Linked DNA regions of Mus musculus: regions 2 and 3 are each linked to region 1. The links are chromatin loops, found by intact Hi-C in ENCODE. Cell type or tissue: left cerebral cortex. All regions are shown on one strand.

The links. Hi-C counts contacts between places; a loop is a spot of excess contacts. Peaks named below come from ENCODE experiments on the same cell type or tissue, not always from the same donor. Only the 100,000 strongest peaks of a DNase experiment are listed, where the experiment ranks them.
Region 2: a loop joins it to region 1, with 3 times the contacts of the local background. A loop is called at or near these places in 11 of 42 quality-filtered maps.
Region 3: it touches region 1 in a loop (4-fold over the local background); 5 of 42 quality-filtered maps call a loop at or near these places.

What each region holds. Positions count from the first base shown.
Region 1 is chr11:96,280,599-96,288,598 of GRCm38, reverse strand. Hoxb8 (homeobox B8) reads right to left here and starts at 6,694. Exons shown (of 2, transcript NM_010461.2): 1 at 5,213-6,694; 2 at 3,274-4,436. The coding sequence starts at 5,636. The coding sequence ends at 4,129. It overlaps Hoxb7 (homeobox B7), which reads right to left and starts at 1,953. Exons shown (of 2, transcript NM_010460.2): 1 at 1,472-1,953. The coding sequence starts at 1,871. In left cerebral cortex, a CTCF peak has its summit at 3,939; a DNase peak (open chromatin) is centred at 4,206.
Region 2 is chr11:96,669,140-96,677,139 of GRCm38, reverse strand. The region is part of intron 4 of Skap1 (src family associated phosphoprotein 1); the gene reads right to left. Among named protein-coding and RNA genes, the nearest start is that of Snx11, 100 kb to the left of the region's middle. In left cerebral cortex, a CTCF peak has its summit at 3,107; DNase peaks (open chromatin) are centred at 1,671 and 3,150.
Region 3 is chr11:96,773,828-96,781,827 of GRCm38, reverse strand. Snx11 (sorting nexin 11) reads left to right here and starts at 4,273. Exons shown (of 8, transcript NM_001163389.1): 1 at 4,273-4,373; 2 at 4,767-4,860; 3 at 7,333-7,387. The coding sequence starts at 7,346. In left cerebral cortex, CTCF peaks have their summits at 277 (motif pointing left), 4,128, 5,534 and 6,968 (motif pointing right); a DNase peak (open chromatin) is centred at 4,153; H3K4me3 peaks cover 1,897 bases; H3K27ac peaks cover 849 bases.

The sequences.
Region 1 (8,000 bases):
CTTGGCTCTGATGATTCCTTCCCAGTAAGTATCAAGCAAGGTCTGACTACTGCCTGCCTTCCTGCACATGAAACCTACTTGTCTGAAGCAATATTTGGGCCTCCAGGACTGCAAGGAAGAAAAGAATGACCAGAGTCTACGAGAGAGAGCAAGGTGAAGATTCCTATGGTGGGGCAAAAGGGTATCTGAGAACTCCCAGCATAGGCTCAGAACCCCAAGGAGACTGGGGAGATGCTGGTATCCGCCCTCTTGGGAAGGAGACAGGAGAGGGGAGAGAGGCTAAGGACCTTAATTTCAAGTCAGCTATAAGCCAAGCTGAAATATTTACGAGGTGGGGGGGGGGAGGGACTTTGATAAACCAACTGGAAGGTCAGTTCAATTACAGGGTAGGTAACAGGAACCGTGAAGAACAATAGTCAAGAAATGGTTTCCTCGTGGCCCCCAAGCCCATGAGTATAGGAGTCTCTGGCCCGGTTGGGTCTTCTGAGCCTTGGAGTTGGCTCCCAAGCCCACCTGCCTCGGGGAAATGTAAAAGGTGTGCGAGGAAGCTGTGAAGGAGACCTGAGGGAAGAAAACCTATGGTTCTTAAAGCATCGTGCACTCCCTAAATCTTGATTTGGTTCTGAAGAGTCCTAGCCCTCCCCAAGAGGAGAGTCATCTTTCTGGAGTGATACCACCAAACTTGGCTGTTCCTCAGGGGCCCACAGAGCCCTTGGAAAGACACCTGGAAAAAAAAAATAACAAACAACCTATGCTCTCCTGGGGAGCTGACGGGCCTTCTAAGTCCATCAGGAGGTGGGGGTCAGTAGACTCATCGCTCTGGGTCTCAGACTAACTCCTTCACCACTCTTTGACTCTGTGTCCCTGTCTGGGTCCTCATCTCTTCTGTTTCCTCTCCCCCATCCCACCAGGCCTCTAGAGCCCACCTCTAATTGTCCTGATGGGAATAATGGGGGAGCGGGGTTGGCTAGAAAGGAAGGGGGAGGGGAGAATCGCTTAGCGCCATGGCCCCCTCCTCCATATCTTGCCCAAGCTAGGGCTGGGGGGACACACCCAGAACTGAGCTCTCAGGCAGGGAAGGGGGGAGAGAGAAGAGAAAGACCCTAATGGCTATTCTCTGCAAACCCCAGCCTTTCTAGGCAAGACAAACGGCCTCGTCTCCAGCCCGTGCCGGCGCTGCTGATAAATATTTAAAGCTAAAAGGCCGGGAGGAAGGGTTGGGGGCGGGCTGGGGGCTTTGAGCTCTGTGGCGTCGGCAAAAAGAGATCCGCTAGGGCCTGAGAGCACTGAGCAAAACTGGGAGTGGGGGTGGCGCGCGTGGTCCCAGCCCAGACTTAAACGGCGTGGCAATGGCCGATCTGCAGCCGGGAATAACCTGGACACAGAGAAGGGTGCCCTGGCCGGAAGGGAGCCCTTCTGGGGACCGTGGCCCGGACACTGCGGCTCGGGACCGCTCAGAGCGCGGCTTTACCTGAGCTTCGCATCCAGGGGTAGATCCGGAAGTTACTCTCGGCCGCCAAGTCCGAGTCCCTCTGCTCCTTGGCGCCAGCCGCCTTGGCGGGGTCGCCCGGACACACCCCGGAGAGGTTCTGCTCAAAGGGCGCGCAGTGCATGTTGAAGGAACTCGGTTCGAGCCCGTAGCCGGCCGCATAGACGCCAGCCGCGCTCTGGCCCGCCATGGCCCCCCCGCCGGAGTACAGACCCTGCACCGAGGCGGAGAAAGGAGCGCCCGGACCTGCTCCATAGCCCGGGCGCTGGGGGTTGGAAGCAAAGGCGCAAGAAGTTTGTTCGGGGAAGGCTCCTGGAGCGAAAACCGAACTTGCGGCTGGATATTTAGAAAATAAAGCATTCGCATAATACAATGAACTCATAATTTGGCCGGATGATTTGTAGTCGGGGACGTTTTAGTGTCGGTTTTACGAGATTCCTTGATATATTACAGAATTAGAGTCCAGATTTACACCAAAAGGACCCCCTTTTTCCTCTTCTGACCACGTGACCCCGGCCCACGTGATATCCCCTCGGCCAATGGTATGACGGCCTCCCGGAGGCTCCCAGTAATGTGGAAAAAATTGTGTGGCGTTGGATTTATAAAATATGATCAATAATGAATGGGAAGGCCGAGCTCTGCGGATTGGGGCTGGGGGCTTAAGGGCCGCTGTCGACCCCCGCGGGCTGGAGGCAGCTTGCAGGCGAGATTTGGGGAAGAAGGAATTGAGTGGAAGAGAAAATAAATAACCTCTGAGGGAACCGTGTTGTCATCCCCCACCCATTTCCCCCAGCCGGTTACAGAGCGAGAGAGACGCAGGGATTGAATGTTCGCAACTTGGTGGGTGGGTGCTGGCCGAATATTTATTAATTTGGGTTAATTCATCCGAGCTGCTGCTCTTCTCCCAAGAGGAGGCGAGCCTGGCCTCCCGGTTGTCTTAGTGCCCCAGTTGTAGTAACTAGATGTGACCAAGGCGTCCCTAAGGCAGAGATCCAACCCAATAAGGCGTTGGACGCTGAGATTTCTGATGACAATAAAAAGATATACAAAATTTAAAAAGAATGGAATGGGGGCTGGGAGAAAAAGGAAGGGAGGAAGGAGGCTTGGGTCCGGCTCGCTGCTTTCCCGGTTCCGGAAGGCGGATGCCTCACTCACTGGAGCGTGGCTGCCAGGAAGGCAGAAGCAACGAAGGAAGGAAGGCTGCGGCAAGCCGAGGCCTAGAAACTGGGAGAAAGTGACGACGTCCCAGAGAGGGGAGGTAGGGAGGAACCGCTTCCCTCTGCTCCTGTTTCCCCAACCTGAGTCCAAGGAAAAAATGGAAATAGAAACTCAGAAGTCTTGCGCTGCATCTTTCTCACCCCCCCGTACCCCCCCCCCCAAACACACACACACACACACACACACACACACACACACACACACACACACGGAAACAAAGAGAAAAGCGGCGGGGGACACTAGCCACCAGCCTGGGTAGATCTCTTCCCAAGAGCGGCCTGGGCGCTGGAGTCTCCCTGGTCCTTCAGCCTCAGAATGCAAGGGGAGGGGGTTTCTCTTGGCTCCCCTCCCTCGATCCTCTCTCCTCCAATCACGTTCAGCCGCCTCCCTCACCCCCTGCGCCCCTGGGCCCAGGGACTCGCACCACCTGCTTCCAGCCCCCGCCCCCGCCCCCTCCTCTCAGCGACCTAGCCTAGGCCAGCCCAGGAGCCTGCTGACCAGCTCCCCCCCACCCCCAGCCCTGCAAGGCGCCTAGGAGCGAATGAGGAGCGGCGGCCCGGGCCAGTCTCGGGTTCTCGCTTGTAAACTTTATTGTAACTCTTCCGCCCTTTTCAGGCGCAGACAACAGAACAAAGTATAGAGGAACAACAAAATATATAATTAGCCCTCCCTCCCCCCCATAAAGCAATTCACAGATACAGGATACATTCTCTTCACAGTAAACCTAAGAACACTTTTAACAATGCTCACAGCGCGCATGCTAACTAAAGTAATCTCTTTTGAGAAACACTTAAGACAAAATTGTCAAACCAAAGGGGGTGGGGGTGGGGGGACAGGAGGAAAAGAGAGAAGCAAGAGAGAAAGCCAGCTAGGGAGGGCAGCGGGGAGAGGGGGTTGCGAGGAAAGATGGGGACGCGGTGAGAGAAAGAGAGCGAGAGAAAGAGAGAAAGTGAGCGGGAGACAGAAAGAATTACGGCGTGAATAGGCAGTTTCATGTTGTTGGGAAAACTTAGCAGAAATCGGTACCTCGGTCATTACAAAGAAGCACGTTCAAAGGAAACAGACCATTGCACAAGGAGGCTTTTTTACATGGGGCGGGGGCGAGGGGGTTCTGCCAGGCCGCAGTCGATCACCCTCGCAGGACGAGGGAGTCCTTGCTTAAAATCCTTTTCTTTTTTTCCCCCCGGACCCCCAAGAGAAGGGAAGGAGATCCACGGTAGCTCACACACAGAAGCTATTACGAGATACTACCACTAGCGGGGACTGGCGCGGCGGGGGACGCTGCTGTGGGAGGCCCAGCTCCTGGCTCCGCTCGCGGGGCCGGAGCTCTCGGAGGCGGGGGGCGGGCGGCGGCGGCGTGGTCGCGGGGGGGACCGGCGGACGTGCGGGCTAGTCCGGGCCCGAGCAGTCCCAGCTGGAGCCTACTTCTTGTCACCCTTCTGCGCATCGCCCTGCTCGGCGGTCTCTGGTGCCCGCTCCAGCTTCTCTTTCTCCAGCTCCTCCTGCTCGCATTTACTGCTGGGAAACTTGTCTTTGTTGTTCTCCTTTTTCCACTTCATTCTCCGATTCTGGAACCAGATTTTGACCTGTCTCTCTGTCAGTCCCAGCGCGTGCGATACCTCGATCCTCCGCTTGCGAGTCAGATAGGGATTAAATAGGAACTCCTTCTCCAGCTCCAGGGTCTGGTAGCGACTGTAGGTCTGGCGGCCTCGCCTGCGTCCGGCGGCTGCTGGGAATGGGGGAAAAGGGCGAGACAGAGGGGAGGGTGGGGGAGGGGGAAGAGACAGAGAAGGTTGGAAGATTCGTGAACCAGCCTAGGAGACCAGGATAATAAGGGCAGGGGACCCTTATGCGGGGGCGGGAGGGGGAGCGCGGAAGACGCGGTCAGCGGGGGGGGGGGCGAGGGGGGACTAGACAGCCCTGAATCTGCAGGGGCCATAAAGGAGGAGCCCCTTCTCTGGTAACTAGAACCAGAATAGGGGGTTCAGATACATTAAAAGTGCCATAAAGTTTAAGAGGGTGGATGTGGAGGGGGGAGTAAGACTAAAAAGCCAGAGTGGGGACCTCGAACCCACCTTGAAAAGCCCCCAGAGCCTCTGCCCCAGAAGAAAAGTTTCTTCAGGGTAATTAAACTATAAAGCAATTGAGAAGTGCAAACGTTGAGCGCCCCCACACCCACCAGTCTTTCTCCACAGCCCCCATAAAACAGTAAAAGGGGAAAGGAGGAGAAGAAGAAAAGTTAAGGAGGGTGAGGGGTTTATGGATTCAGGAAATTCGCTTAGAGACACCCCCCCCTCCTTCAAAGGAAGCAAAAAGAAAAGGGGAAAAAGAAGAAAAGAAAGTGGGACAGAAGGGAGAGGAGGTAGGTGTTTGGAACGGAGCCCACAAGTCCTCTAGGAGCAGAAGATACTCCCGGACTGCCCACCAGCCCTCCCCCCCCCACCGGCATGGGGGCCCCCCTGGCCCCTTCCCACCCTGTCAGGTCCAGGTCGGACGGGAGCTCACCTTGAGGGCGCATCCAGGGAAAGAGCTGTGTGGGCGACGGGCTCTGCTCAGACCCCTCGGCCTCCTCGCCCAGGCCGCTGGCTGCCGCGAGCTTGCAGTCTGCGTACTGCACCAGGTCTGGATCCTGCGCACCGAACAGGCTCTGGCGCTGCAGAGGGTCGTAGCCGTAGAAGTTGCCGGGGTCGCCGTGGCACGCCACGGCGCACGGGTTCTGCTGGTAGGGAGCTGTGGACAGCGACGATGGCCCGTGGTAGAACTCCTGGATTTGCGAAGGGTGCTGGAAGCTGCCGCCGCTGCTGGGACCGTACACCACGGTGGGTCGGCCGCCCAGGTCCTGGGCGAAGCCGCAGTCATAATAATTGGGGCGCAGGGACTCCCCGGTTTTGTATTTGGAGAACAGTGAGTTGACGAAATAAGAGCTCATTTTATTGAATTTTGAGGCGGCGGCGGCGGCGGCGCAGGCTGTAGTTGGGGGCTGTTGGGGAGGGGGTGGGGAGGGGGAAAAGGGAGGGAGAGAGAGAGAAAAAAAAACGCGGATTCGCCGGCTCCTAGTCACCCTCGCCAGGAAAGGAGAGGAAAAGGGAGGAGGGGAAAAAAAAGAAGGAAGGAAGGAAAAGAAAGAAAAGACGAAGAAGATCTCAAAGCCGCCACACTTTTTGTGATTTCCAGGAATAGAAGAGCGAAGCCTGCAAAAGTCTAAGCCTGCATGGCAGCCGCGGCTCGCTCGCCCTCCCCCCACCCCCCACCCCCCAAACAAAAATATACCGCCACTTAAAGAGGTCCTCGCTTTACATTTCGAAGAAGGGATGCCAGTTCATAAACAGTTTTCGGTGATTTACTTCCCTCCAAATGAGTTGTTTCATATTTTGCCCCGTCTTTTCACCATCATTTGCATCCATTAGAGACCCCGCATCCTATTGGCTTCTGGGTACTCCTCCCGGACAGAACGCAGAGCGAGGGTGAGAGCGAGAGAGAGCGAGTGCGAGAGAGAGCTAGAGCGAGAGAGCGCCAGGGAGTGAGGAGAGGGCAGAAAAAAAGGAGGGGAAGAGAAAAAAACACCCAGGGAGAAAGAGGGGGAGAGGGGGGGAGAGGGAGGGGGGAGAGAGAGAGAACGAATACGGATTAAATCTGTTTAACTACCTACATTAATGAGATATCTCTTGCCTCACAACAAATCAAATACCTTCGCAGACCACCCCCAAAGACTGATGTGGGGGAGTCACGGAAAAACACCATACACACACATCCACAACGCTGAGCCTGGCGTAGGCACGCTGTTAATTTCGCGATTTTAACGAGGCAATTGGAGTCTTTCTAAATGTCAGGGTCGCTTCGGAAAAATGTAAAAGAACACGGTTTAATTGCACCGAGTTTTAAAAGGTCCTATAAATGTAATTGGTATTTTAATACAAGTTATCAAATCATACAGCTTCCTCTCCTAAACATATTTTCAAACAAACGAGGTAGTCATATTTAAAGCTTTAATGATCAATTTCCTTATTATTGATAAAGGTTTAACTATCGTGTGGAGGGAATTGGCTGGGTAACCAGCCCCCAAAAAAACGGCTGTAAACTCTTTAACAAACTATAAAACGCAATAAAGCCGGAGTCTGTTGTTGTTTATGCTGCAGCGCATAAAAGCTGTTAGCATTTTACGAGTTCTTTCCTCTACAGCTATAAAACTGCAGCTTCGATCGCCCCCGCCGCCCGACTGAAGCACGGTGGGGGTGACTTAGCTGAAATGAGACCGATTATGGGTTGCTGTGGATTTTTTTTTCCCTTTCGGCACAAACGGTGACTTTCCCCGAGATTTTCTCCCTTGCAGACACACCTGACCCCACTGGCTCTTATGAGACCCCAAACCACCCCGAGATCTGTCCTCACCTAGGTCACGCACATAACTTTCCCTCATTAAGCAAACACGCGAGATTTTCTGTGGAAAGGGAGTCTGAGAGGGCCTGAGAGAGGAAGAAGAAACTTTCTGGTTAATGGGCAGTGCTAAGGTGGAACAAAGTTCTGCAGGCGGCTGCCAATTCTGCCATTTACAGGAGCTTTACCTGCTGGTGGTTGGGGGGAGCTGCAAGAGAAAGGGGGGGGTCTTCTGGAGGTGCTTTGGCCACTTTAGAGGGAAAGGTCCAGTGATATCAAAGGATGATATCTCGTGTGGCTGTAAACCTGTGCCCCGGGCCTTGGCATTCAGAAACCAAGCCCCACTGACACCCAGCTTTCTGGGGCCAACCACCCATTCCTTCTACACACAAGCCTTCCAGGTATAGATAGTGACCTCTTCATCCACACAGCAAAAGAGGTAAGGGTAGTGGAGACTAAGGCTGGGTACCAAGGCCTTGGTTACTGCTGTCTTATGCTCTCCCGTGCCCAACACAAAGGTGTGGGTTTAAAAGGCACCTGTTATTGGTATATGTCCCCATAGCCATTTGACCACCTGCACTAACCTTGGAGTGGAAAAAAACAAGGCCACCAAGGTCTCCATTTCCCCTCTTCTCTTGTTGGGGTGCCTTTAGTTGGACCTCCAGCACCTGAAGATCTGAGGCCTCAAATCCAGAAATGACTGGCTGCCCCACTCCAAGCCCAGGCCCTCCTCTGTGTACCTGGCACATGGCTGGTGGGGGGGGTCAAACCTTAGGGTGGCAGGCAGAACCAATGGTCTCCTGAGGGAACTGACTGGAAAGACAGAGAGAAGGAGAAAGAAACGTCCTAGAACAAAGGCAGAGTCAATTTTACAAATAAATTAAATCTACTGCCCGTTCTCTAAGGTGCTTCTTTTTTT
Region 2 (8,000 bases), 390 kb before region 1:
TCTTAAACTCTTACATTGTTCTGGCCACAACCTAAGTTGTGTGGTTGAATCTAGTTGCCAGGAAGGGAGGGGATGGGGGTGCTATGAGGCCATCAAAGTACAGGAGGAGAAGAGGATACACACCAGAGGTACACTAGCAGCTGCAGTCACCTTGTGACACAGTGAAGCAGGCGCTGGCAGTCACTGTGAACTTAGGACATCCAGAAAGGAAGCAAATGAGTGTGAACTGAGAAGCCGCCATAACTCCAGGTGTTGGGTAATTCGTGGTGATTAGGGGAACGTGTTTCCCATTAATGAGGAGTGAGCATTTGTTCAGAGTCATTATCTGTGGCCCAAGAGTCATAACAGAGGCCTCAAATAAATGGAGTGTTTGGTTTGCCTTTCGAAACGTTTCAGTTTGGGATGATTTGGAAGGCCACCCCTTGCCTAGTGAAAGGCTGGAGCAATGACCTTCTTGCTTGCGTCTCTGCAGTCAACTGGTGTGTCACCATCAGGGGTGGAGCAGTGGCTAGCACACAGGATGGCACGCTGACCGGTGCTTATGCCATCAGGAGAGATGGTATTCAGTCTCACACAGTTTCTGCTTAGATCAGTGCAAGGGAGACTGCCCAACAGAAAGATGTAGCTTCCTGGAGTTCGAGGGCTCCCGGTGGTGTGAGTACTTTGCAGTCAGTAAGAGGTATTAGAGTAATACTAGAAGAATTCTATTCCAGACCAGAAACCTGTGGTCTAGAGTCGGGTATGGTGGTACCCAAGTCTCAAACACTTGGGACTTGAAGGCAGGGGGATCAGGAGCTGAACGTCAGACTAAGGAACATATTGGGTATGAGGCCAGACTAGGTTAAATGAGACCCTTTCTCTGAAAATGAAAACAAGAAAAAAAAAACAACAAAAAAGGAAAACAATGTGATTTAAAATACAAGAAATTTGCTAGACTCTTAGATTGGACTGTTAGATTGTTTGGGCTGTGATTCCCATCTCATTCAGATTTTGAGACAAACTCTCACTATGTAGCCCAGGCTGGCCTCACACTCACTTTATGTTCAGGTTGGTCTCAGACTTGTGGCCATCCTCCTGCCTCAGCCCACTGAGTGCTAGGTTTAAGTACTCCATGCCTGCCTAGAGTAGTTTGGGTTTAAAAGTAAAAGTACTTTGTTTGCCAGGTTCTTAAATCGTGCGATAAACTGATTTCCTCTTTCTGTGTTTCTCATTTGCCCAGTTGATTAAGTTGCGTGGGCCAGATAGCTCAGGTGGAGAGAGCACAGGGCTAATGAGACCAAGGTTACAGGTGTTATCCCTAGATAGGCCAGCTGGTGTGCACAGTTCTCTTTTATGTCTAGCTGACTGCTTCTCTAACCCTGGTTAGCTGGTCTGAAATCCTCAAAAGGGATTGCTAAGCAGGAGAGAGTGGGTCACATGGCAGAGACACCCCTCTGCGCCCCCCCCCCCCCCCGCAGTCCTTACACAGCATCAATGGGCTAGCTGGATCTCTGTATAAAGAGAAATGCAACTGGTCCCTCTGACAGTAAACCGCCCGCAACCCTGGTGAATCACGCTCTACCATCTTGGATACTGAAATGCCACATTTAGAACACTCAAGAGAGCAGCATTGACATCTGTCACAGGACAAGGTCCAGGGCTCTCCATTTTTTGCTTCCTGCCTGCTCTGAGTTCTGTCTCCCACTTCAAACCCCACCTCCGTGTTTCCACCCCACTGTGAGCTGTCAGGATGCTACTCCGGAAAATGATCTCCAAACCGGAATGAGATCCACTGCATCTCCTTGTTCCAGATAGAAATGTCATTTCTCACCGTGACTGAAGACTTTTCTTTTATCTCTTATCAAAAAACCCTGCCAGTCTGTCCACACAACCTGGAGAACAAATATGTTTTTGATCCCTCTGTGAACAAACCGGGCTAGGCACCTGCACAGCCCTCGGTGGGTGGGGGAGGGGTGGCTGGCCCTCATCCTGACTCTGTGCCAACTCCTGCTTGTGGAGAGAGAAAGCAAAAATGATTGATTCAACATCTTAATGAAGATAAACAAACAGAAAGGGACATCAAATAATGGCCCTGACAGTTTGAAACAAACCAAAAGAACAGCTTAACATTTCATTCAGGAAGAGACGCATTTCACGTGGGGATGACAGTTTAATAATTTGTAAATACCACTGGCTTGGCATTATAGCTAATCCAAATATTTTCATTTCTCATTGTAAGTCACCCTCTGCTGATGGCCTGTCCCCTTCAGCTCACAGCTTTCACCCTTGGAGTCTTGACAGAAGGCGGAGAGGAGTAGAAGAGAGGGGCTCGCAGGTTCTGCATGGAATGTGAGTCACGTGGTCAACTTCCTGTCTATTTTCTGATTGGGAATGCTCCAGGGTAAGACCACTGGCTTGCCTGAAGAACCCACTGCCTTCTTTTTCACCTCCCCTAAAAAGTATCAACTCTCTTCAGACTGTATTCTTAACGCAAAGCATCTCAACCTGTCTACAATGCCCCCTCCCTGCCCTCCGACTCTGTCCTAAAGACCCCCCCCCAGTCCTCAAGAAAAGAGTCAGTCATCTAAAATGTGTTTTGTGGTTCTAATGCTCTACAAAGAAGGCCAGCCTTGTGAATGCTTGTGCCTAAGCCACCCTTGGGTAGGCATAAAGGAGAAGCAGGAAGTTGGGGTGGCAACTATAAGGAAGGATGACCAAGAATCCTTTATGTTAGCCAGGACATTGGTTTGTTCTTAATGAAAAATATCCATGGAAATAGGGGCAATGTTGTTAAGTCATTTGGAAGTTTTAAGAGTAAAAGCTAGTATATGTAATTATGGAAGAAGAGCCAAAGGAACACTGTTAGGCATACATAGGCTTTGGGCTTAAAAAAAAGAAAAAAAATATCACCCCATCAATTCATACAGATATATATATGTATGGGAAGACCTGTCACATCAGCCCAGGCACATATATGTATATATGTATGTGTGTGAGATATAAATATAAATTTACTTATATATATATATGTAAGGGAAGACCTGTCAGATCAGCCCAGGCAAGAGACCACACTGGACGGGTGTGACAGGCAGGGGCCCAGAGCGAGAAGCTGCAGTTCTGAGATTCCTCCACAGGGAAGCAGTATGAGATCAGGGTTTAGACGGAGGGAGGCAGCCCCAGCTCCACCGGCTTCCCTGGCTCCTTCTCCCTTCTCCTAGCCCTTGGCTAGGGAGGGCTGTGAGCTAACTAGCCCTTCATTCTCAGCCCTATCCCTCCTTTCTCTTATCCCCAGCTCCCGGCATAGTGCTCTGTCTGTCCCAGCTAGGACTTGTGCATTGTGGGGTAGGACGGAGGGGATTCTACAAGGGCTCAGCGTTCCCTCCTTGAGAATGTGTTTGATCTCGAGCTGCAGGCAGGCACAGAGGGAAGAGCTTAACAGTAAGTCAGGTTTCATGCTGGTCTTGGAGGCGTGGGTCCTGATAACCTCTCTGGGGCTGTCAGATCAGTGGCTTTTGACATTCTTCAGAAAAGAGTCAGTTTACCTTTGGTATGCTGAAGGAAACAGAACGAGTGAACACTTGGCTTTGTTTGAAATACCGAAAGCAGTACAACTTTATGGGTAAAACCCTGAGCAGAGAGCTTACAACCCAGTCACTGTCTTGACAGCACCCTGATTGGTGCGTGGCAGCAGGAGAGGCATTGCTTACCTCTGACAGTTACAGACTAGAAATAAGAGAAGACATATTTCTGATAAGTCTTAAGGTCTAGCCTGGGGATGTAGCCTACTTGGTAGGATGCTTGCCTGGCATGCCCAACGTGCTGGGTTGGGCCCCAGCTTTGGATAAAACTAATTGTGGTGGAGCACACCTGTAATCCCAGCACTTGGAGGCGGAGGTAGGAGGATCAGAAGTTCAAGGCTGTCCTCATCTATACTGTCAGTTCAAAGCCACATTAAACAACAACAACAACAACAATGGTAACAAAATCAGTAACAATAACACAACCCTAAACCCTTAAGATCTATGCTCCTTATGTAGGCCTGGTATAAAATACTGAATATTGTGATTATGCTTTTTATCCAGTTTAAAAAAAAATTACATGTCTGAGTGTTTGCCTGCATATGTACCATGTGCATGTCTGGTGTATATAAAGGCCAGAGAGGGTGTTCGATCCCCTGGAGCTGCAGTTACAGATGGCTGTGAATCATCTTATAGGTTCTGGGAACTGAACACAGGTTCTCTGGAAGAGCAGCCAGTGCTCTTAACCCCTGAGCCATATCTCTAGACTGTAGATGTTCTTTTTTATATATATAATTAATTTTAAATTAATGAATGGGATTGTATATATTTATCATGTACAACATGGTATTTTGAAATATGTAAAAAAAAAGGGGGGGTTAATTTGTGGTGTTGACAGAACCGTGGGTCTTATACATGGTAAATGAGTAAATTATTTTTTTCAAGACAGGGTTTCTCTGAGTAACAAGCCCTGGCTATCCTGGACTCACTCTGTAGACCAGACTGGCCTCGAACTCACAGAGATCTGCCTCCCTCTGCCTCTGGAGTGCTGGGATTAAAGGTGTGTGCCACCATGCCCAGCATGAGTAAATGTTTTTAAGATAGAAGAACTTGACCTTTCTTAGTAGATGCGAGGGTGAAATCCTATAATCTGAGCACTGGGGAGATGGAGGACCACGAGTTTGAGGCCAGCCTAGGCTATATAGCAAAACTCTGTGGAGAGAGAGAGAGAGAGAGAGAGAGAGAGAGAGAGAGAGAGAGAGAGAGAGAGAGAGAGACTTTTCTTTTGATAACAGTTATTAAAAAACTTCCTAGGAAATTTAAGGTTTGAAAATCTGTCTCATACAATAAGCAGAAATTCTAGTTCCAAGATTTCACATACCGAGAGGGCGCAGAAAGCAGAGAGAACATGAAGGACGGAGGGCCAAGGGTCCCTATAATATATCTCAGGTAACCTCTTACCACATATTTCATTCCTTCCTTGAAATATTTCAGAACTTAAACTTTTCTTTCTTTGCCAACGTTGAGGAAGGTGCCCGGCACTGACTTGTTCACCTGGATCCCATTTTCCCCCCTTCATAGCCGTTCTAAGTCATTTTCAGACCCTTTAAATCAGTTACCTTCCTCCTAGGGAGCCATGGTAGAGAGTAAGCAAAAAACCAGAGAGGTGGGCCGGAGAGATAGGTCAGTGGTTAGGAACCCTGGCTGGTTTCCAGTGGACCCAGATCCTATCCCCAGCTCAAGCACAGAAGCATCTGATGGACCCCAGTTCCAGCAAATCTAAGGCCCTCTTCTGGCCTCTGTGGGTACCAGAGATGCAATGCACACGACACACAAATATATGTGCAGACAAACCGCTCATGCACACAAAGTAAATCTCTCTCTCTCTCTCTCTCTCTCTCTCTCTCTCTCTCTCATATAAGAGAATATAAAGCCTGCTTTGTCATAAGTTTCTCTGCTGTCCCTGCCTCTCAGAAGGGAAAAGGCCAGAGACGGATGGAAGTAGAGTTTATGAGTGGATTTCCAGTGGGCAGTTCCCAAGACAGGACCAGATGTAAGGATGCTAGCTGCAAACAGCCATCCAGCCAGTCCAGGGAAACCCTGTGGTAAAAACCAAGCCAGAGAAATAGAAACTGAGTGGTAGGAACAAAACAGAGAGCACAAATAAAATATTGATCTGCCTCCCGTTTTCTGTTTCTGTCAGATAAGTAATGCAGCCAGCAGAAGGAAGAGTGCTACCCTCAGAACACCCTGCCATCTGTATCTTTCATAAAATGCAGTCGCATGCTATATTTGACATAGACTCCAGGAGTTCTCTTCTGCCCCAATCAACAAGAAATTATCAGCAATTTTAGGTGATTCTATGTCCAAACGAGCTTTTCTGCCAAGGCCGGATGATATTGCCAGGATCTGTGTGACCTGCGATTTTGTGTCTGTCTAGACAAGGTTAGGGAAAGGTAAGAGGGAGGTGAAGCCTGCTGGAACGGCTCTTATTAGAGAGAAACTTGTTAAAGAGAGATTTTAACAGCTCAAACTACCTTCGAGGCCAATAAGGCCACCAAAACGGATTATTGCATCATGATCTGAGGTTGTAGAAAGGACGCCGTTGCTGACTGATTAGGAAGCTATTGGAAATAAATAAAAGAGCGACATTATGTGAAACGCAGGGTCACAGCACAGGAGCATCCTGAAAAGCCATAGGTGTGCCCATTCCATTTTTCAAGGCGCTCATGAGTGCTTTGTGTATGGCCCTGGATTGCGGGTCTTTTGTATGGGATATTTTTAGATAAACTGATTTCACAGGGAGGGGGAAGGTGATGAGTGTCGCGTTGTGTTAATCCTCTCTCTTGACACCTTTGGGATCAAATTTGGTGCAGGGCACAAGTGAAATGAGTTTGGTGGCCTCAAGCTACACTAACACCGATATGTATCCTTAAACAAAGTCACAAATCACTGGCTGGCCTCGGTGATCATAGAGCTGAGGCGGCAGGAGTGTTACAGGTCACGGGCAGGACTGGCGGGTAGAGCTTTGTTAGGGGAACGAACCATGACCTCCCAGCCTCCTGTTTGGCGTATGCACATGCCAGCAACAACCCTTCTCATCCATAAAGGCGAATATTCACACTATTGTAAAGCCTCAGTCCAACATCAGTGTGTGTGTGTGTGTGTGTGTGTGTGTGTGTGTGTATGTACACACGTGCACATATGTGTGCCATAGTATGTGTGCCACAATTTGTGTGTGTGTACTTGAGTGTGTGTGTATGCACATGTTTGTGTATATGTGCGCACACACACATGCCCACACATACATGTGCCATAGTTTGTATGCATGTCAGAGGATACTTTGAGTGTTAGTCTTTACATCCATCCTGTTTGAGGCAGGTTCTTTTCCTTGTTTGCTATCGCATTCTCCACGGTAGCTGACCTATGAATTCTGGGGGGTTCTCCTGTCTCCACCCTCTTCTCACAGTAGGAATACTGGGGTAATACAGGGATGACAGACTTGCTCTACAATGCCTGACTATGTGGGTTCTGGAGATCTGAACAACTCAGGTTTCACATTTGTTTTCTAAGAGCTCAGCCCACTGAACCATCTCTCCAGTCCTTAAAACCATCATACAAAACCTCCAGTCATTAGAAGCCCCATGCTTCAGCCACTTGCAACTCATAGACGTGGTGGGTAGAGAGCATTCCCGTGTTTAAAATGTAACCGCCTTCAGCAAAATCACGGAATTTGTGTGGAATCAGCGAATTGGAAGTCTGAACCCTGTCTGCTCTCTCACCAGCACAGTGAGGGGCTTCTGCATCGCTTGGGTGAAAACACAGAGATTAGAAAACAAGGACCCTGTGAATGACATTTACAGAGATCTTGTACTGGAAAGGGCACATTTTATTATGACTCTGTGTCAAAAGTGTGGTTTCATCAGAAGACAGGAGGCAAAAGACAGGGGCAATCAATACCTGGGCCTCTGATATCTGAACTGGGAAAGAAAATCATTACCCTGTTATTTTTCTCGTGGCAATGCTTGAGATTCTGCACCTTGTTTCCACGCTAACCCAGGAGTTGGGGGGTTTGTGGGTTCAGAAACCCCTTGAAGAGAGTGAAATTAGAGCACAAAGCATTAGACAAATGTGTATACAACATTTTAGCATGAAAACAGGGAGAAAGGCTGAGAAAAAAAATTAACCTTTTGGAAAAAGCATATAATCCAATTTCCTATTAGTATTTGTCTAATTGCATGTGTTTAATTTGCGAGTCTCTGGAGTCATCAGTAGAGTTCCTTCCTTCCTTCCTTCCTTCCTTCCTTCCTTCCTTCCTTCCTTCCTTCCTTCTACCTCTTGACAAAACAGACCCCAGACAGATTTCTAGTGGAGAGAGTCCCCTCTGTAGCATCAGGCTGCTTGAGTGGTGTTTGTCTCTCTGTGTTTATTGAAAACTTTGCTTTAATGTCAGGCAGGCAGACCCACTGAAAGTGGGAAGTATGAAGAGTCTGACATTTGATT
Region 3 (8,000 bases), 490 kb before region 1:
TGTACCTGTGAAGTCAAGAGGACAACTTGTGGGAATTAGTTCTCTCCTTCACCATGTGAACTCAGGTCACCAGGCTTAGTGGTAAATGCACTTGGCAAATGAGCTATCTCACAAGCCCCTTACTTGATTATTTTAAATTCGGGGCTGGAGAGATGGCTCAGAGGTTAAGAGCACTGGCTGCTGTTCCAGAGGTCCTGAGTTCAATTCCCATCAATCACACTGTGGCTCACAACCATCTGTAATAGGATCTGATGCCCTCTTCTGGCCTGTAAGTGTACATGCAGACAGAGCACTCATGTACATAAAATAATGAAATGCATCAACATGGGAAGCAGACAGGCTATCACACTGTAGTCAGGCTGTTCGAGAACTCACTGTGTAGTCCATCCATGGCTTCAAAGGTGAGGCACTCTTCGTGGTGCAGCTTCTGGAGAAGTCCTGGAACTGCAAGTGTGATCACAACCACGTCTGACTTTTGAGCTCATATTTTGGATACAGTTTCAGATTTTGTTTTGCATCCAACTTTTTCTTGTTTGTTTTTCAAGACAGGGTTTCTCTGTATAGCCCTGGCTATCCTGGAATTCACTTTGTAGACCAGGCTGGCCTCCTGCCTCTGCCTCCCGAGTGCTGGGATTAAAGGCGTGCGCCACCACGCCTGGCTGCATCCAACTTTTAAAGAATCAACACTTGGTGGGAGCTTGCAGTCTAACTCAGTGTTTAAGAGCCTGTGCTGTGGAGGCTGGAGAGATGGTTCAGTAGTTAAGAGCACTGACTGCTCTTCGGAAGGCCCGAGTTCAAATTCCAGCAACCACATGGTGGCTCACAACCATCCATAATGAAATCTGACGCCCTCTTCTGATGTGTCTGAAGACAGCTACAACATACTTAAATATAACAATAATATAACAATAAATCTTTTAAAAAAAAAAAAGCGCGTGTGCTCTTGCAGAGGATCAGGGTTTGGTCCCCAGTATCTGCATTTGCATGAGTAACTCCAGCTCCAGGGACCTGGCATCCTCTGTAGTACAGCCACTTTAAGCATATCCCCAACTAGTTTACAAATAAATGGGACTTGGGCTATGGTTATTTTATTACAATAATGGGGGGAGGGGCTAATCTACTCTTGTAACTGCTGGTCTGGCTGCCTCCCTAGTGGTGTACCCCAGACATTTGCTGTTTCTCCTGGCTATGTGCTCATGTCCCATCTCCCCTCATGGCGGCTTCCTCCTCCTCCTCTCTCCATTCTCTTTCATCCCTCCTAACCTGGTATCTCAAATCCCACCTACCTCTAATCCCTCCAGTAATTGGCTGTAGCTAATTTCATTTAACCAATAGTTTGAAATCAAGGAACAAAGTTTGCACAACAAAAGCTTGTTTAACTCACCTAGTCATTGTAGGTCTCGACTTTCCGGTATAGAATTTAGCATTACAATACATAGCGACCTATCAATCCCTCAAAAATTCCCTTCTGTCCTCCATAGGTACCTGCACACACAAGTAGTACATACACACCTGTGCTCGATCACGAGTGCGCGCACACACACGCACACGCACACTCTCTGGTGCACACACACACCTTTACAAAGAAATCAGCATTTGTCAGCTGAGCGTGATGGTGCACCTGTAGAACCAGGATTGTGTATTTTCCAATGGAGGTAATCTTGGTCTACATAGTTAGTTCTGGGCCACCCAGGTTGGATAATGAGACTTCATCTCAAAATGAAAGCAGAGACAGAGACAGAGAGGGGGAGCACTATTTGATATGTTTTGTTATAGCAAAGGAATATTCCCAGTTGCTGGAGAAAGCCAACCCCCCCCAATAACATTTGTTATTCTTCATCTACCAAAACAAGAGCATGAAAGAGAAATGAAAGAGCAAATAAGAATCCAGCTGTCTCCTTCTAAGCCAAATACTAAAGACTTACAAATTCGTAACACAGAACTGTTCTTGCTTTTTTTGTCTTTGAAAATATAGATTATAAAATGTTAATAGGCAGTCCTTTATTATTTTCATTTTTATTTTGTAATTCTTTTTTTTTAAAAAGATTTATTTATTATTATACATAAATACACTGTAGCTGACTTCAGTCACACCAAAAGAGGGTGTCAGGTCTCATTACAGGTGGTTTGTGAGCCATCATGTGGTTGCTGGGATTTGAACTTCAGTGCTCTTCAGTCAGTGCTCTTACCTGCTGAACCATCTCTCCAGCCCCTATTTTGTAATTCTTTAACTGTATCTATTTGCTTCTCTGTAGTGTCTAGTTTTATGCCTATGAGTGTCTTGTTGTATGTTAAGTGCCCCTCATGAGTGTAGGGCCCATAAGGGTGTCAGAATGCTGGATGAGTGCCATCATGTGGGTTCTGGGAACTGAACCCAGGTCCCCTGCAAGAACAAGTGCTCTTACCTGATGTGCTGGCTCTCCTGCCTCAATCTCTCAATTTTTATTTCTAAGTCAGTGATTTCTACATTAGCAAAAGCTATTAAATGTCCCTATGATTTTAAAAGTTTGTGTAAAAGGATCCTGAGACCAAAGGCCTGAGAAATTCTGTTTTGAATTACATAAATAATATCCACCTGGATTGGTAACTACCATTGTGTTTTGCACTGGCTCTACAAACATTTAGGAGCAGTTCAAGTCAGTGTAGTACTGGGTTTTCATCTGACCCACACTTTTATAAGAGCCCATCTGTTTTTAAGGGGAGTTAGGATTAGAGAAATGACTTTGAGGTTGAGAGTACTTTCTGTTCTTGTATAGGTGCAGGGTTCAGTTCCCAACACCCACACAATGGTTCCAACTACTTCTAACTCCAGTGCCAGGAGATCTAAGGCCCTCATCTGGCCTCGTAGGGTTTCAGGTAGACACATGGTACACAACCTATTTATAGGCAAAACAGCTACAAAAAATAAAAATATTTATTTTTGATGTGTGTATGCCTCGGATCCATTGAAGTGGGAGTTGCAGGAATGTGTGAACTGTGTGAATTTGGGGGTCCTGAACTCATCTTCTGAAGCCATTTTGCCAACTCCTGTCTTGCTGTTTTTGAGGCAGGGTCTTAGGTAGCCCAAGCTAGCCTGAAACTCACTATATAGTTGGCGTTGGCCTTCAGTTCCTGCCTCTACTTCCAAGTGCTGGGGTTACAGAGGTAAAATTAACTTTTTTTTTAAAGACTTATTTATTTTTATTATATGTAAGTACACTGTAGCTGTCTTCAAACACTCCAGAAGAGGGAGTCAGATCTCATTACAGATGGTTGTGAGCCACCATGTGGTTGCTGGGATTTGAACTTCAGACCTTTGGAAGAGCAGTCGGGTGCTCTTACCAACTGAGCCATCTCACCAGCCCTAAAATTAACTTTTTAACAGATCAAGGAGGCTTTTCGTTTGTGTTTTCCAACAGCCTTACTCCGTATCCTAGAGCTCACTATATGTCTTTAATGGCCAAGTGTTAGGATTCTGGGCGTGAGCCACTTCCATTGGCTTAAGAGGACTTTAAGATATTTTTTTTTGTCTTTTTAAAAAAGATGTATTTATTTATTACATGTAAGTACACTGTAGCTGTCCTCAGACACTCCAGAACAGGGCATCAGATCTCATTACAGATGGTTGTGAGCCACCACGTGGTTGCTGGGATTTGAACTCAGGACCTTCCGAAGAGCAGTCGGGTGCTCTTACCCCCTGAGCCGTCTCTCCAGCCCGGACTTTAGATATTTCTATAGTAAGCATTTTCACCGGCTTTTTCTTGCTTACTAACTGTATGATCCTTCTTTGGGCTTGACAACTGTTGTCAACTTTCTCGTCTGCTGTTGGGATAATCTGTGGGTTTTCCAAATCAAACTGGCAGTGCCCTTGACAGTTTAGATGGGGAACTGCAACCTCTGAGGTTCAAACCCAGACTTTCGAGATCTTAGATCTTAGTAAGGCTTCAGGAACGCGAGAAACCTCCCACACTTACTGCTCTTTAACACCCTGAAGACGTTTAGGCTCCTAAGATGCTTTCGTCGGCCTTCAAACACGTTCCCTGAGCGCTGATTGGCCCGCCTAATGGCGGTGGGCGGGACACGGCACCGGAGTGGACTTTGCGGGGTCTCGGTCTTTGCGCTCCGCCTCCCGCGCCCCCTAGCGATTTCCGGAAAGATGCGGATTTCAGCTTAGGCCTGGGCGGGATGGAGAGCCTCCTCTGACCAGCGATCGCCACTGAGAGCCCTGGTCTTCAGGGGTGGGGCGTCCGGGACACTCAGGATTGGCCCGTCGGGAGCCGCCTCCCGTCGTGCACCGGGGCACCGGCGACTCACCCGGAAGGAGAAGCCGGTATCGGACTATATGGTGCGGTGCTGGTGGTGTCGCTGTGGAGAGCTGCTGCTGCTGCTCTCAGGTGAGGGGGCGTGGGCGTGGCCGCGGCTCGTAGGTGCTGCTTGGGAATGGGATGCTGGCTTGAGCCGTGGTGGTGGCATTTGAGTGATGGCCTCGGTTGACACACTAGGGAGGGGGCTGCCTTACTGCCTGGTATGAAAGTGAGGGCTTGCTGGGACCCAAGAAGAAAGGAAGCCTGGCTTTTCAATATACCTTGAAAATCGTCTTTCCGTCCCGATTTAGCCGGGAAAAGAGAAGGACCGTTGGGCTGGTTTCCATCTGAGTTTGCTAAAGAATGGAAAGGAGTGGCCGGAGTCAGAATTAGGGATGTCTACCCAAGTGGCCGGCAGTGGAAGGGAATGGCAGATATTTTTCGCAGATACTGGAAACTATGCTCTTCCTTTGTTACTTGCAGGTGAAAGGAGTGGGTTACCGACTGAAAAATGAGAACAGCTGCTTGATGGACGGGACAGGTTTTCTGTCAGGCGGAAGAGCTTCCTCGAACACCTGTGGGTATTTAGGAAGGCGAGGTTTTAGAATTGCTGTCTGTTGACACCAAAGGCTCAAGAACGAGTAAGGAGGGGCGGGAGACTCCTTGGTGCAATCTTTTTTACAGCCTGATGTGTTTTTTACGTGTCCCTTGAAGTAGTTTTAAGAGGCGGAGAAAATGAGAAAGCTTTGAATTGCTCCCCTGAATTAGCAGCTGTGAGCTTTACAATGCGTCAAACTTTGTACACACCAAACCCCTTGGCTCTTTCCCGGGACTATGGGTGCTGGTACTGCCGAGGGAAGCAGTGAGCGCTTCAGATGGGATGGAAAAGGCCCCGGGAATGTAGTTAGCATGGAGTAAGTTTCCTCACCTTTCGAGGTTACTTGACTCTGCCCTTCCTTAATGGATGCACAGATCCACCTCTTTGGACGGGTCATGGAGGTGAAGTTAAGAACTTGCTGTTTCTCCAGGAATAACGACTGAGAGTGGTGTCGTTGGGAAGGACAGTGATGAAGAGCAGTGGTTGTTGGAAACGGAGTCTGCTTTTTGCAGTCTCAGTGTCTTAGGGGAAATTGACCACCAGAACCTTCTTAGTGCCTTTTACGCTTAGCCTTGAGCCTACAGAGACCCAGGAGACTTGGAATGTCTTAAAAGACAGTTTATTTGTTTCTCTATGACATTAGCTCCAAAACAAAGGAGAAAAACTTCCACATGGGGGTGCTGCAGGCCCCTAGCAAACTCTTTATACCAAACGTCTGATGAACAGTTACTGAACTAGAGTCTTGAGTTTCACAGACTTTTCCAGGCAGAGTGGTGTGATCTCCCCTAAGTGGATAGATGCCTTTCTTTCTTGTCATCTTTTCTGTTGTACTACAAACACAAACCAAACCAAACAACAACAACAACAACAAAACCACTTAAGAATATTTAACTTTCTGTTCTTCCGTTGGCAGTTTAGCAAGCGCCTAAGAGGAGAAGAGAGGGGGAAATCCCAGCAGGCTAATTAATATTCACAGAAAGCCTGTTGGTTTTGGTCACAGATCTTTGTCTGTACCCGTCTGGACTGTCGGACTGGGTTATTGGGGAATTGAGATTTCCTGCCTTTCAGTCTAGGGCCTCTTGGAGGTGGTGACTGCTGCGGATGAAAAAAATCAGACTGTCAGCAAGAATGCTGTTTATTATGGTGTTGAAATCACAAAACCTCGGGTTTGCTCCACAGTTCAGCTCTGTTTTGTTATCTGCCATGCAGCTTTGTCCCCGCATGCCATGTCTGTCTGTAGAGAGACCTTCTGGGATATTGGGAAGAATTGCAAAAGCTGTTTGCTTTGCTAATTTCATGCCGTAAACGAGTTTCCCTTCCTTTGAAACATTAGCCCTATGTTAGCAAAACATAAAATAGACGGAAGCTCATTATGCACTCTGCTAATGGTAAGGCAGAACTAATAAGAGAATGTGTTTAAAATTAATTGTGGGACTGTAAAAAACGAGTGGGTGTGCGGATGGGCATGGGAGGAGGAGAGAGGGAGAGCTTAGAGAGAGCCTTGTTTTCCCAGGAGCCAGCCCGCATCATTTGTTGGCAGTACATATTGGCTGGAGTCAGTTTTCATTTCAAGGTAAATTGGAAAGGGAAATTAAACCTTATTGTTCTGCTCTTAAGAGAGAGGAAGGGGGTGGAGGCGGCAGCCAGGGTGGCTGCAGTTGGAGCGGCTCTAGGAGTAACAAGATTAGTGCTGTATTTTAACAGAAGGTGACATCATGGGCCCCTTTGGAATCCAGTAACCCTGTGTTCCAGCCTTCATGGTCCCCGTGTTGGAGTGGGCGATGTCGCTGTACGCATAAACTACCACACTGGGGGAAATGAGTGGCTTAGGCTTTAATGAATCTTTACAAAGGAGCGGAATGCATCCTGAGTTGACCTGAGAAGCTGTGGGGTGCTTGGGCAGAGGTACAAACCGGATGGCATGGCAGGATCGCAACTGATTGTAGTGGTTGGCTCCAGGTCTGGAGAGCTAGCTGGTCAGGGAAGGTGGTAAACTGTAGCTGGCCTCTTCACCCCTAGGAGCACCCACCTGTATGGAGGTGACTTTGGTTAGCAAGACGAAGAGAGATTGGTATTTGTAAGGACTTGGTTGTCTCTAAATAACCAGGAGGGGGTGCTGGTAGGCTCCTTTTCAAGGCTCTGTTCCACAAGATTGTTAAGCCACAGTTCTTGGGCAAAAGTTTTACAGTGAAACCCACCTGCCTCTCTGGCCACAACACACTCTCCTTATGCCCCTAGGAGGCAAATTCCCCAGGGTTTTTAGCTTGCGGCTAACTAATGTGGGGTTCCCCCTTCCTCTTTCAGGTTTTACACATAATTGGGGTTGGGGGAAAGTTACCTACCTGGGTTTCCCCACGGGACATCTATTAAAAGCTTTGGGGTTTTGCTCTGAGAGAACCTGGTGAGGATGTGCTAACTGCTTCTTCCCACGTCTCTGCTCCCCCACCTCAGATGTGCCCTTCCCATGGGCTTGTGGTATAGGATGTTGGAGAACCAAGACCTGGAGGTAAGCAGGGTCTCCGGGTGGGTCAGAGTCGGAGGGCCACTTAAGAGGAGGGGACACAGACCAGGCAGTGGTGGTGCACGCCTTTAATCCCAGCACTCGGGAGGCAGAGGCAGGAGGATTTCTGAGTTCAAGACCAGCCTGGTCTACAGAGTGAGTTCCAGGACAGTCAAGGCTACACAGCAGTGCTTTCTCCCCATTAATACTCTTGGTGTTTCTCACGGGCTCACATTAAAGCTAGGAGAAGGAAAACAGTAGCAAGTGTATGTGCGGAGAAGGGAGCCTCCAGTTTGACTAACTCTTCCACTGGTTGGAATGTACTAGAATATAAGCTTTGTTTAAATGAAGGTTTTGGTTGTCACCCAAGAAATGGGGCTCATTAGGAGATTTTCATACATATACACATATGTCCATATATATAATATATTTATATATACATATAATATATATAAAACATATATTATATATATATCATAATGCTTTGTCCTTATCTGTCTACCTTTTCCCCATGCACATTAATCTCAGGGCCTTGCAAGTGCTCAGCTCTGGCATTGAGCCATGTATTTATATTCCTAGCTCTCTTTTATCTTTATTTATTTATTGAGAGAGTCTCACT